Linked DNA regions of Homo sapiens: region 1 is linked to region 2. The links are chromatin contacts, found by Hi-C in ENCODE. All regions are on one chromosome and are shown on one strand. The core of a region is the stretch at or near the end of the contact, and the rest is flanking DNA. Distances in the headings are between cores, read along the strand shown. Region 1 holds the start of LINC02260 (long intergenic non-protein coding RNA 2260). Region 2 has its middle 67 kb from the start of LINC02260.

The links. A loop is a pair of places that touch in the nucleus more often than their neighbours do.
Region 1: a loop to region 2 is called in a map of transverse colon, with 3 times the contacts of the local background. The contact joins the promoter of LINC02260 here to the enhancer-like site in region 2. A Hi-C loop is called at or near these places in 2 of 168 maps with a recorded cell type or tissue (G401 and transverse colon).

What each region holds. Positions count from the first base shown.
Region 1 is chr4:54,603,990-54,609,339 of GRCh38, reverse strand. LINC02260 (long intergenic non-protein coding RNA 2260) reads left to right here and starts at 2,209. Exons shown (of 2, transcript NR_134657.1): 1 at 2,209-2,457; 2 at 4,163-5,350.
Region 2 is chr4:54,537,742-54,542,865 of GRCh38, reverse strand. No RefSeq gene overlaps it. Among named protein-coding and RNA genes, the nearest start is that of LINC02260, 67 kb to the left of the region's middle. RefSeq lists a cis regulatory region at 1-379 and an enhancer at 3,025-3,526. Within about 2 kb of position 3,190, at least 3 of the 41 ENCODE cell types and tissues checked have a DNase peak (open chromatin) inside an H3K27ac peak, as active enhancers do.

The DNA of each region.
Region 1 (5,350 bases), core at 960-3,459, 67 kb before region 2:
CTTGTAAATGCCAGCATGAACTCAGGATTTGATGCAAATGTCCTACCTTTGCCCACTGAAAAGCCTGAAATTAATGATGACTCTGTAGCAAGGAACAACTCTAGCTCTTAGATTGCAGCCTGTAAATACCAACCTCCCTTTAAAAAGAGTCAAAGATCACTAAAGAAATGACTGATTTCAGATCTGGGGGCAGAAATGTACAAGATGAAACTAAGCTATCTAATTGTGCCCAAAGCAAGGAAGCAATCAAAGATTGATAAAGTCATGACAAAAGAGCACTGGATTCATCTTGAAGGGGCTTACATTGGCCTGAAATGAGACATTTGAGCATCAAAAGGAATAATGACTGCCATGGATTGAAAACTTTAACTATATAAAAATTATAAGCTCATCCGAAGCAATCAAAAACAAATGTCTTTGGTAACTCCCTAGGGCAACAAATCATTACTTTGAAAATAAAGGGACAGAATCAATTTCTTTTTTTCCTGCTTTTCCTGTATAAATTTTATTTCAGGGTAACCAGATAGTTGACAAGAAGAAATTCTTTTTTATAGAAGTATTACAGTTAATAAAATTGAAATAAGTAATTGAATTAGAAAATCAACATTTTGGAATCTCTAATGAAAAACAGATTTGGGCAATCATTGTCAACAATTGCCAAAACCACAAAATAAAAAGTTAACAGGAAACTGTGTAGTGGATGGATCAGGCTAATATCACCTGAGCCCACTGATCAATCTTTTAAAAAAAGTAAAACAATCTCAAATATACAGAAAAGTTGCAAGTACAATACAATGCCTTTTTTGGTCCTTAAGAGAAATTTGTCCACATGATACCCCACCAATCCTAAACACTTTAGTGTTTATTTCCCACAAACAAGGACCTAATCCCAGTAAACCACAGCACAACCATCAAAATCAGAAAATTAATATTACTATATTAGTGTCAAGAACTGAGAAGGGTCTGAGTTTGTCTTCTACTTTCAAACTGATGTTAGTCTATTGTAGTTGCATGGATGCTGGCAGAAGTCATGAGATTCCTGGGTCAGAGACAAAGCACTTTATTGCTCATTACACAGCAAGTGGCATGAACAGCCTATCTGTGTCAGGTCTCCTTGCCTCCAAATTCCATCCAGGCAATATGAAAAGCTCCAGATCTTTGTACTTACACATAGAGAACTGCCTTACAGGAGAAAAACCCTGAGCTTAGGGAACCCATCGTTTATTTATTTATTATTTTTAAACTTTTATTTTAGGTTTAGGCATACACGTGCAGGTTGGTTATATAGGTAAACTGGCGTCACAGGAGTTCGTTGTACAGATTATTTTGTCACCTGGGTACTAAGCCTAGCACTCAATAGTTATTTTTTTTCTGATCCTCTCCCTCCTCCTACCCTCAACTGTCAAGTAGGCCCCAGTGTCTGTTGTTCTTCTCTTTGTGTCCATGAGTTCTCATCACTTAGCTCCCACTTACAGGTGAGAACATGCAGCTTTTGGTTTTCTGTTCCTGCATTAGTTTGCTAAGGATAATGGCCTCCAGCTCCATCCAAGGGAACCTATCTTTTATAATGGGCAGTAAGCATACCTGCCCTTTGATCTGGAGAGAGGGAGACATTGTTTCTATCTTGTAAGACTGAAAGCCAACTTGCCCTTTGCTCCAGAGAGAGACCCTATCTCTGTCTTCTAAGGCTGTTTGCTATCCAAACATTCTTGCAAAGCTAATCTGGAACAAAGAGAAGAGAGTACCTCTGTGAGATGTGCACAAATGTGAGAGAACCACAGGTAACTGTCTCCTAATACTGCAGTACTGGTAGCAGTTTTCTTAATTTTAGGCTTCCTAGAGGAAGTTGTATCTAATGGGAGTCATTTTTGAAAAAGGGTTAGCTAACAGATATTTGGGGATAGGAGATACAGGAAGCGAGTATTTTAGACAGAGGAAACAGCATGGAAAAGAAAAGCCCAGGAGGCTTTGGAGGCTGGGGAGGAGGAGGAGGCTTCAGCTGAGGTCAAAGAAGCAGGTTTATTTTGAAGGGTCTTGTAAGCCTCGAGCTGCTGTTGGTACTTGATCCTGAGTCCTTGAAATGGTTTAAGCTGGGGAGTGGCATGATCAAATGTGTGCTTTAAAAAGGCCACTTGGGCTGCAGCTGCAAGTGGACTGGATTCAGCCCAAGGTTAATTTTTTCTGCTTGGTTTCCTGTAATCAGGTTCAGGGAGATGGGGATGCATGTATTGAAATTCTGCCACATGGTAGATGGGGCTGTCTTTGAAGATGAACATATTTGAGGTCAATCTCACTGCCCCTCCTCCAATCTCACCCTCCAGCGTTTTGATCCAAGTGCCCACAGTTCTGATGAATGTCAAAGGCAAGCTTGAGGAGGGAAGAGGAAATGATTAGTCCTTTACACTCCAGGTCAATTTACTAAGGATGAATTCTCCAAATGATCAGCCGGATTTTCAAGTAAGTTCTCCTTGTTTGTCAATTTACCTATTTCTTTTTAACTGTTCATAATGTTTATATTAATTTGTTTCGGATGGAATTATTTTTAGCAGATATTAAAGATTTTCATGCAATATTAATTGATAAATTTGAAGATTTACTTTGGTTTAGTTTTCATTTGAACTTAGTTCTAGTTTATTCTAGCTGTTTTTCTGCGACCAAATTTCAATATATTCCAGATTTTTCTATATTTTGGGTCAATGACTTTGGGGAGTGAAAGTTTCATTGTTATTTCAAATGCATGCATTTTGGAAGACAAAGATTTAGAAATGGTAGAGCAGGTTTCTCTCTTCCAATACTTTTCATTCCAGTTCATTGCCTTTTGTGTATCACTTAATTCACAGATTTGTTAATCAGCTAGTTCAAATAAATATTTTGCCTGTATTTCAAGCACTTGAGAAGGGATTAGTGTCTGAAATGTGATCACTCACAAAATTGAAATTCAGTTGAGTTGGATTGACAAATCTGTTACAAAGCAGCTGGGGTGAACCAGCTGAGCACAACTAAAACTAAAACTAAACTCTAACTTCAGCAGCAAGCAGAAAACCTGTAAAGGCATTAGAAACCATTTCACATAACTAATTTGCTATTAAGTTTTTTTTTTTTTGAGGTGGAGTCTTGCTCTGTTGCCCAGGCTGGAGTGCAGTGGCACGATCTTGGCTCACTGCAACTTCTGCCTCCCAGATTCATTCCATTCTCCTGTCTCAGCCTCCCAAGTAGCTGGGACTACAGGCGCCCGCCACCACACCCGGCTAATTTTTTGTGTTCTTAGTAGAGATGGGGTTTCACCATGTTAGCCAGGATGGTCTTGATCTCCTGACCTCGTGATCCGCCCACCTCGGCCTCCCAAAGTGCTGGGATTACTGGCGTGAGCCACCGCGCCCATCCCCTGCTATTAATTTTTTTGAAAATTATATATGTTTTACTTTACTCACAATCTAGAGAATTGAATTAATCATTCTTACTTCATAAAACACCATAATCATTGACCCATACACGGTCCCTGTCATGTTTGATTTTATTTTGTATATTTCCCCTTCATCTCCAATCTCCACTCCCATTCCCCACCTCCACAGGACTCAATTTAACGTATTCATGATATGTTCTTAAAATGCATGTACCTTTTCTGTAGTGCTATGTATATATTTGATTTCAATTTACATACATAGAATGGTGCTACAAATCTTCTGTTTCTTACCCTGTTTGAAGGGTCTACACATGTTGATGTTTGTACATTTAGTTCATTACCCTTGTTAAAGCAAACTAAATATGGCCTGAGAAGTACTCTATACTTCTATATTTGAGTCCTTGCGGATGACTACAGACAAAATTGAAAATGTTACTTAATAGTATGCACCTCTAACAATGGCTGAGTGTTGGCCAATCCCAGTAGCCATACTTCAACCACTCATAGACTGCTGAATGTTCAAACTGCGTTTAAATAAGGCAAATGCCCAGCTCTAACCAATCTCACTGTTTCTATACCTCACTTCTGATTTCTGTACGTCACTTTCCCCTTTTTATCTATTAATTTGTTCTGACCACAAGGCACCCCTGGAGTCTCTGTAAATCTGCTGTGATTCTGGGGGCTGCCCGATTCACGAATCATTCATTGCTCCATTAAACTCTTTTAAATTTAATTCGGCTTAAGTTTTTCTTTTATCAGATGGTGTCAGAAGCGGTATCCGAAGTGGAGCTTCTAGCGACCACTAGGAGGGCTGAGTGAACACGCAAGCTACCTGCAGGACCCACTTGTCTCAGATTTTGGAGCTCCGTGGATTTGTGTTTTGAGCTCTCCGAGTTTCTTTGAACAAATTTCTGATCCAAACTGGGTTTGGAGTCGCAACAGAAACTGGACTGGGTCCAGGAATGGATTTGATCCAGAAATTAACTGGCTTGGATCAAGTTAGAGGCCTCTTACGTCTGACTGGGTGAGAAAGGAACAGGTGGATTTTGAACATTCACAGGGATTTTTGCATTATATCCCTTTGTTTCATTTTTCTTGCACGCTTAGGTAGGGGAAAAAAATCATTGGCTAAGTTAATCAAGAGAACCTGAGCATAAAGCCAATATTTGAGGTAAAAATGGGATCCTTAATTTCTGGAAAACCGAGTTCCTTCTGGCTTATACTTTAGGCCTGGGAGGCAGTGAAGTCTTACAGAAACAGCAAAATCTTACTAAAGATACCTTACAGTGGAACATTCCCAAAGAACAACAATGCATTGAAGTACATTTAAAAAATGAGGGCTCTTGGTAAAGTCCCTTTTAGCTGAGAAAGGGTTTGGCACTCCAGCATGTCAATTGCTGTTCTCTTTGGCATAATCTGCCTTGCACTCTTTGCTGATGGCTGTGGGTGACAGGATTAGGCATGTACAGGATCGTGGGACATGGGAAGCTTTTTCTTCCCTAAAAGGGGAAACTTTAGAGATGATGGGACCGTTGGAAAAGATCCATTTGGTACCAAGAAGCAGCGGCCTGAACTTTTCAGTGTCGCTGCAATAGGTGGGTCTTTCTGTGGCCTCCCTGATCATTTCACCTTCCCCACCTTGCCACAGGCAATGCTTTTCTCTCTCTCCTTTCCCTTTCTTATGTTTTCTATTACTCAGGGAGACCACCTTGCCCAGAGACCACAGGTTGAAACTCCTGGTCGGAGGTTGGATTAACAATGATGGGGCCCAACCAGGGGCAAATTTGAGCCTTGCTGGTTTGACATTGGGTGCCAACCACAGTGGCTAATGTCTATGTTTTTGTCACACATATTTTACTCTGGCCAGGACAAAAAAAAGATAATTTTCCTTTATGATGTGGCTTTGCCCCAGTGCGATGGTGTGGCAAGCTGAGTCACTAGGGGCGC
Region 2 (5,124 bases), core at 1,941-4,440:
AGGAAAACATCATTTAATCTCAGAACATCTGCAACAGTCTGCAACATATTTTCTCCAGGGTTTGAGTCTAAGCTGACAAAAGATACCGGACACCCCCACAGATTCTGTGACATATCTTGGTATTATTGAACAAACATCAGTTAGGTTCCTGTCTCAGTGCAGCGTCAGTCTGAATAGGAAATACGCCAGTGCTCTTATCGTTGCTGACAGACTCTGTAACTCACCTGCTGATAGTGTCAGTAACACAGCTTCCAGTTGGGGGAGGCTCTTCTCCCACTTCTTTGAAAGCATTGTTCTCAGGTAGGCAAAATAATTAAGGTGCTTTTTGAGTTTATGCTTACTTTTTCACAGTAAGCAAGAATTCCATGATCAAGGCAATGTACCTTGCAGACACATAATAAATGTCAATGAATTCAACACATTTTGAAACACACCCAGGGCTCATTTTTCCACTGCTTACACTTTCTTTCTGCCCCCTCAATCATCACATCTCCAAGTCTAAAAAAAGTGTCAGATTTAATGCCTTCATTTTATGGATAAAGAGATGAAGGCCACGACATTATAAATTATTTCATTGTAAACATACAGACAAATAGTAGTCAAGCAGAGCCGAAAGCCCTGGATTTAAGATGCATGAATCAGAGCTTTTCCTATCATATCTCACTTAAATGCCATTCATTTCTTTACTTGTTTTGAAAATGAATCTTATCCCTGTATTTGTTCTGTCTTCTAAATTAGAAACCACATACATCACGAGACATCTTTTGTTTGACCCTTGAAGTTTGAAAATATTTTCTGAATTAGTTAACATTTTTCAAAAACGAGGTTTTTCTGAAACATTTGCATTTCTGGCTTCTCTTAAAATGTGGACTATCTGGCAACACTGGGCTTGCATTCTTGCAAGGCAACACTCCGCTGGAGCTGGGAGGCAATTGTCTCCTTCCGATAGGACTTGCACCCTACAGCTTGCTGCAGCGCCTACCACTCCCTGCTGTCTCACATCCAGCCTGCTTTACTCCTTTATCTCCCTTGCTGCTGTAAGCATTTGAACAGGACCAGGACCCTGAGTTGAAAATATGACCAACAATTTCACGGATATTATTGCTCCAATGTAGATAGCATCTGGGGCCTCCCTACTCCTTGGGAGCTGCCTGAAATTCCCCTGAATCCTTAATTCCGTGGCCTGAAAAATATCCAAAGACTTCCCCAGTAGTTGTGTGAATAGTCATGGATTTATATTCTCATGGTTTTCTTTGCCTCTAGCTCCTACGGTTTTGACCCATGACATTTTTAAAGGATCCAGATTCTTCCTTGATCTCCTCCTTTTACCCCAGGCAGTTCGAGATAATGAGTGGATCTGGGGGGTGGGGAGTGTTACGGAGTAAATATTTTAACAGCACTGCTCATAGCAGATATAACTTACAAATTCATCCTCCATGGAGATTTTTCTCCAGCCTTTTGTCCATGCAGGATCCTGCCATTCTTACTCCTTTCCTACTCCAGTGCCCCCACCACCTCTACTTCAAACTTCCCCCTTTAAATAAAGCAGACAAATACAGCCTCCTCTCAAAGGTGCCGTTGCAAACCCATCAAGGTGCTTGAAGAGCAAAGGCCTCTTCCCTGTTAATATTGTCCATGTCTCTTTCTGAAAAGTCAGGATTCTGGACAGCAAATGTTGTACAGTGACACTTCTAAGCATCCCCCACTGGGCACTGGTCTTTAAGGAAGTAAGTTCCCAGGCTCTTATTCCTGGTATGAATCGTATGAATCAGCCAGGTTCCCTAATTTTAGACATGTATAAATTGTGCAGTCTTAGATATCAGAAATCCTAATGGTTTATCTGTTTACATGTCCACCTCCCCCATTGTACCATAAGCCTCTTTATGTCCTATTTATCTTTAGGTTTTCCTTACCTACACAGTGGGGAGGTGTGAAGGGGAGGGTCAGGGAACAGGAAACACAGAGGAAGTATTCAATAAGCAATTGACGAAAAGGAAGGAAGGAGGAAAGGAAGATCAGTCACCTGGTATGGTTGTAGCTGTTGCTCACTGCACAAGGGCACCATCTGAGGGGGCAAACTAGTGCTGAAAGCTAGGCCACGCTCTACTCACCAAGCCAGGAGCCCTATGACTATTTGTGTCCTCCCACTTGGCTGTCCTTTCCCCATTTGCTGCCTGGTCCCAAAACGGACACTTTTGCTAATTTTCACAAGGTGCTATATGGATTGGGGATGGGGTAGGGGCTAAATGGAAAACATTTTGTCTAGGAAATGTGTATTTTTTTTTTTTTTTTTTTGAGACGGAGTCTCGCTCTGTCGCCCAGGCTGGAGTGCAGTGGCGGGATCTCGGCTCACTGCAAGCTCCGCCTCCCGGGTTCACGCCATTCTCCTGCCTCAGCCTCCCAAGTAGCTGGGACTACAGGCGCCCGCCACTACGCCCGGCTAATTTTTTGTATTTTTAGTAGAGACGGGGTTTCACCGTTTTAGCCGGGATGGTCTCGATCTCCTGACCTCGTGATCCGCCCGCCTCGGCCTCCCAAAGTGCTGGGATTACAGGCGTGAGCCACCGCGCCCGGCCGGAAATGTGTATTTTTATTTATTCATTTAGTCACCAGTATTACCTCAATTTGTTTCCACCTTAAGAAATTAGCCATAACTCTGTCAGGGTTTGTGGCAGTGGACTCTGAAGATGCGGGTGGGATCCTTTCCCTCCTCAAGGGAGTAGGAGCTACCTACGGCAAATAAACTCCCCGCATGTGAAGACACTGGAACATTTAGGCCAGAAAAAGAGATGAAATTCCTGATCCCCCTGGGTGCATATCTGAACCCCCATCCTGCAGCTGTGCACCTCAAAAAGCGCAGGAACGCAGCTCCAGCCTTCAGCCTTCAGCGTCCAGCGTTTGGGGAGAAGAGCTCTTAGCTGTCAGCCGCTCAGCCACGCCCCCAAGTCCCCGCGTTCAGCCTGTCACCTTCTATTACCCAGCTCTGGTTGGGGAAGAGCATCTGGCCAGAGTGTCTGCAGGCCCAGGGGGTGAATTTAGGTTGGATTTCAAAGCTGAGCTAAGCAATCTCTCAGCTGAGCTCAGTGCAGCGACCCTGTGCAATGAGCATGCAGCTGAGCCTGGGGACGTGGGCGTGGCGGAGGCGGCGTTTCCATGCCAGGGCTCAGCGCTGCGCCCTTGATGACCGCTCAGTGGCCGCCCTGCCGGCCAGGGACTTGCAGCCAGGAATCCTCTGGATGGCTCAGCGTGGAGCCCTTCCTTTAGCTGGAAGATGCTGCCCGAAGCACCAGGGAAGCAGCTAAGCACAAGCGGCTGATCCACTATTAGCTATTCCGCGAACCGTCATCATCTCCCTGTCTAGAGACGACACAAAGACTCCAGTGGCTTTCTCTTCTTAGCAAGCTGGGGCCCAGCCGAGGTCCCTCCAAGAAGACATAATCACAGAAGAGACTGCTTCAAAGCTATGCTCTCTCTCCTGTGAAGTGGTGAAGAACCCAGGACCAGGACTCTGATGGACTTGTGTTGCAGTGCTGGCTTTACCACATGCTAGCTGGTCACTAAGGATCCCTGGTCTCACTTCTTCCTTCTGTAAATGGGGCATGGCTATAATAGCTATTTTGAGGGCTCTTTAAAAATCAAGTGAGAAAAAGTGTTCAAAGCATTTAGCACAACAAGGTGTTAGTGGTCAGGTGGTGATGATGATATATAATTTTGACTCTTAAGTCAGTGACACATATCTGTATTCTCCTTCTCTAAGGCCTCAGCTAATCAAAGTGTAGTCCCTGGACCTGCAGCATAGGAATCATCCATTATCTGGGAGCTTGTTAGAAATGTAGAATCTTGGCCAGGCGTGGTGGCTTATGCCTGTAATCTCAGCACTATGGGAGGCAGGAGGATCACTTGAGGCCAGGAGTTCGAGACCAGTCTGGCCAACATGGTGAAACCCTGTCTCTATTAAAAATACAAAAATTAGCCAGGGGTGTTGGCCAGTGCCTTTAATCCCAGCTACTGAGGAGGCTGAGGCACAAGAATCACTTGAACCTGGGGGGTGGAGGTTGCAGTGAGCTGAGATCCCGTCACTGCACTCCAGCCTGGGTGACAGAGTGAGAAAATATCTCAAAATAAAAACAAACAAACAAAAAAACTAAACTTTGCTTTGCTGCAGACCTTCTAAATCAGAATATGCATTTTTAAAAGACACACAGATGGTTTGTATTCACATTTAAGTTTCAGAAGCCCTGGCCTAGAACATTCCAAGGACTTCAACCCATTTTAACCAATAATTAGCTGGTGTCTTAGGAGTCAATAGGAGCCAACTCTCCTTTAATAGCTGTAATATTTTCTCCAGGGCTACCCTCCAGTGGCACAGCATCTGTCTAGAGCTTTATCTCCTTCTTCCCATGGATGCCCTTAGAAGAAAGTGCTGAGGAGCAGAGAAATGACCAGATGGGGCAGATGGAAGGAAGGGGAAGAGGAGGAGCTGGAAGCCTGGATGATCACAGGCTGGCTTATCAGCCTCTTGCAACCTCCAGGTCTTCCCTCCTTCCATGCCTGTGAGAATAATGTGAGAAATCAAAAGGGTGAGGCCTAGAGAGTCTGAGGTCCAGACTCACCTGGATTTGTTTCTGCAATGCATGGAGACTCTGCTTTAGGGATCCTATTCCCTGATCCACTCTCACAGGCTCCTCAGGCTTCTGTGAGCCTGGTCCAAGGATAGCGCCATTCATTTGTTCATCAAACAAATACTTGCTGAATGTATGCTATGTGCTAGGTAAGGCCCAGTTTTCTACTCCCCAGGTTGGGCTCTTGCTATGCCATTAGTTAAACTATCACTCTCTGGGTGAAGTTGGGGATGTGATGGTAGTGGGATCCTTGGTGAAGAACAGTCCAGATCCCCGCTTCAAGCTGGGACTCTCATTGCCCCAGTTGCTGTCTGTGTTGGTGGCTGAAGTGCATCCAGCTTAGTCCTCTCTGGGAGGTCCTTGGTCACTGTCACACCCACACCCTGGGGCAGCCCCAGCTAAGTAAGAGCTGCTGGATGGGGATGGGGCAGTTGCCTCAAGGCAGAGCAATTCTGAAGGTCAGAGTGGTCAATCCGATCCACCGAGGCCTCCATTGTGACTA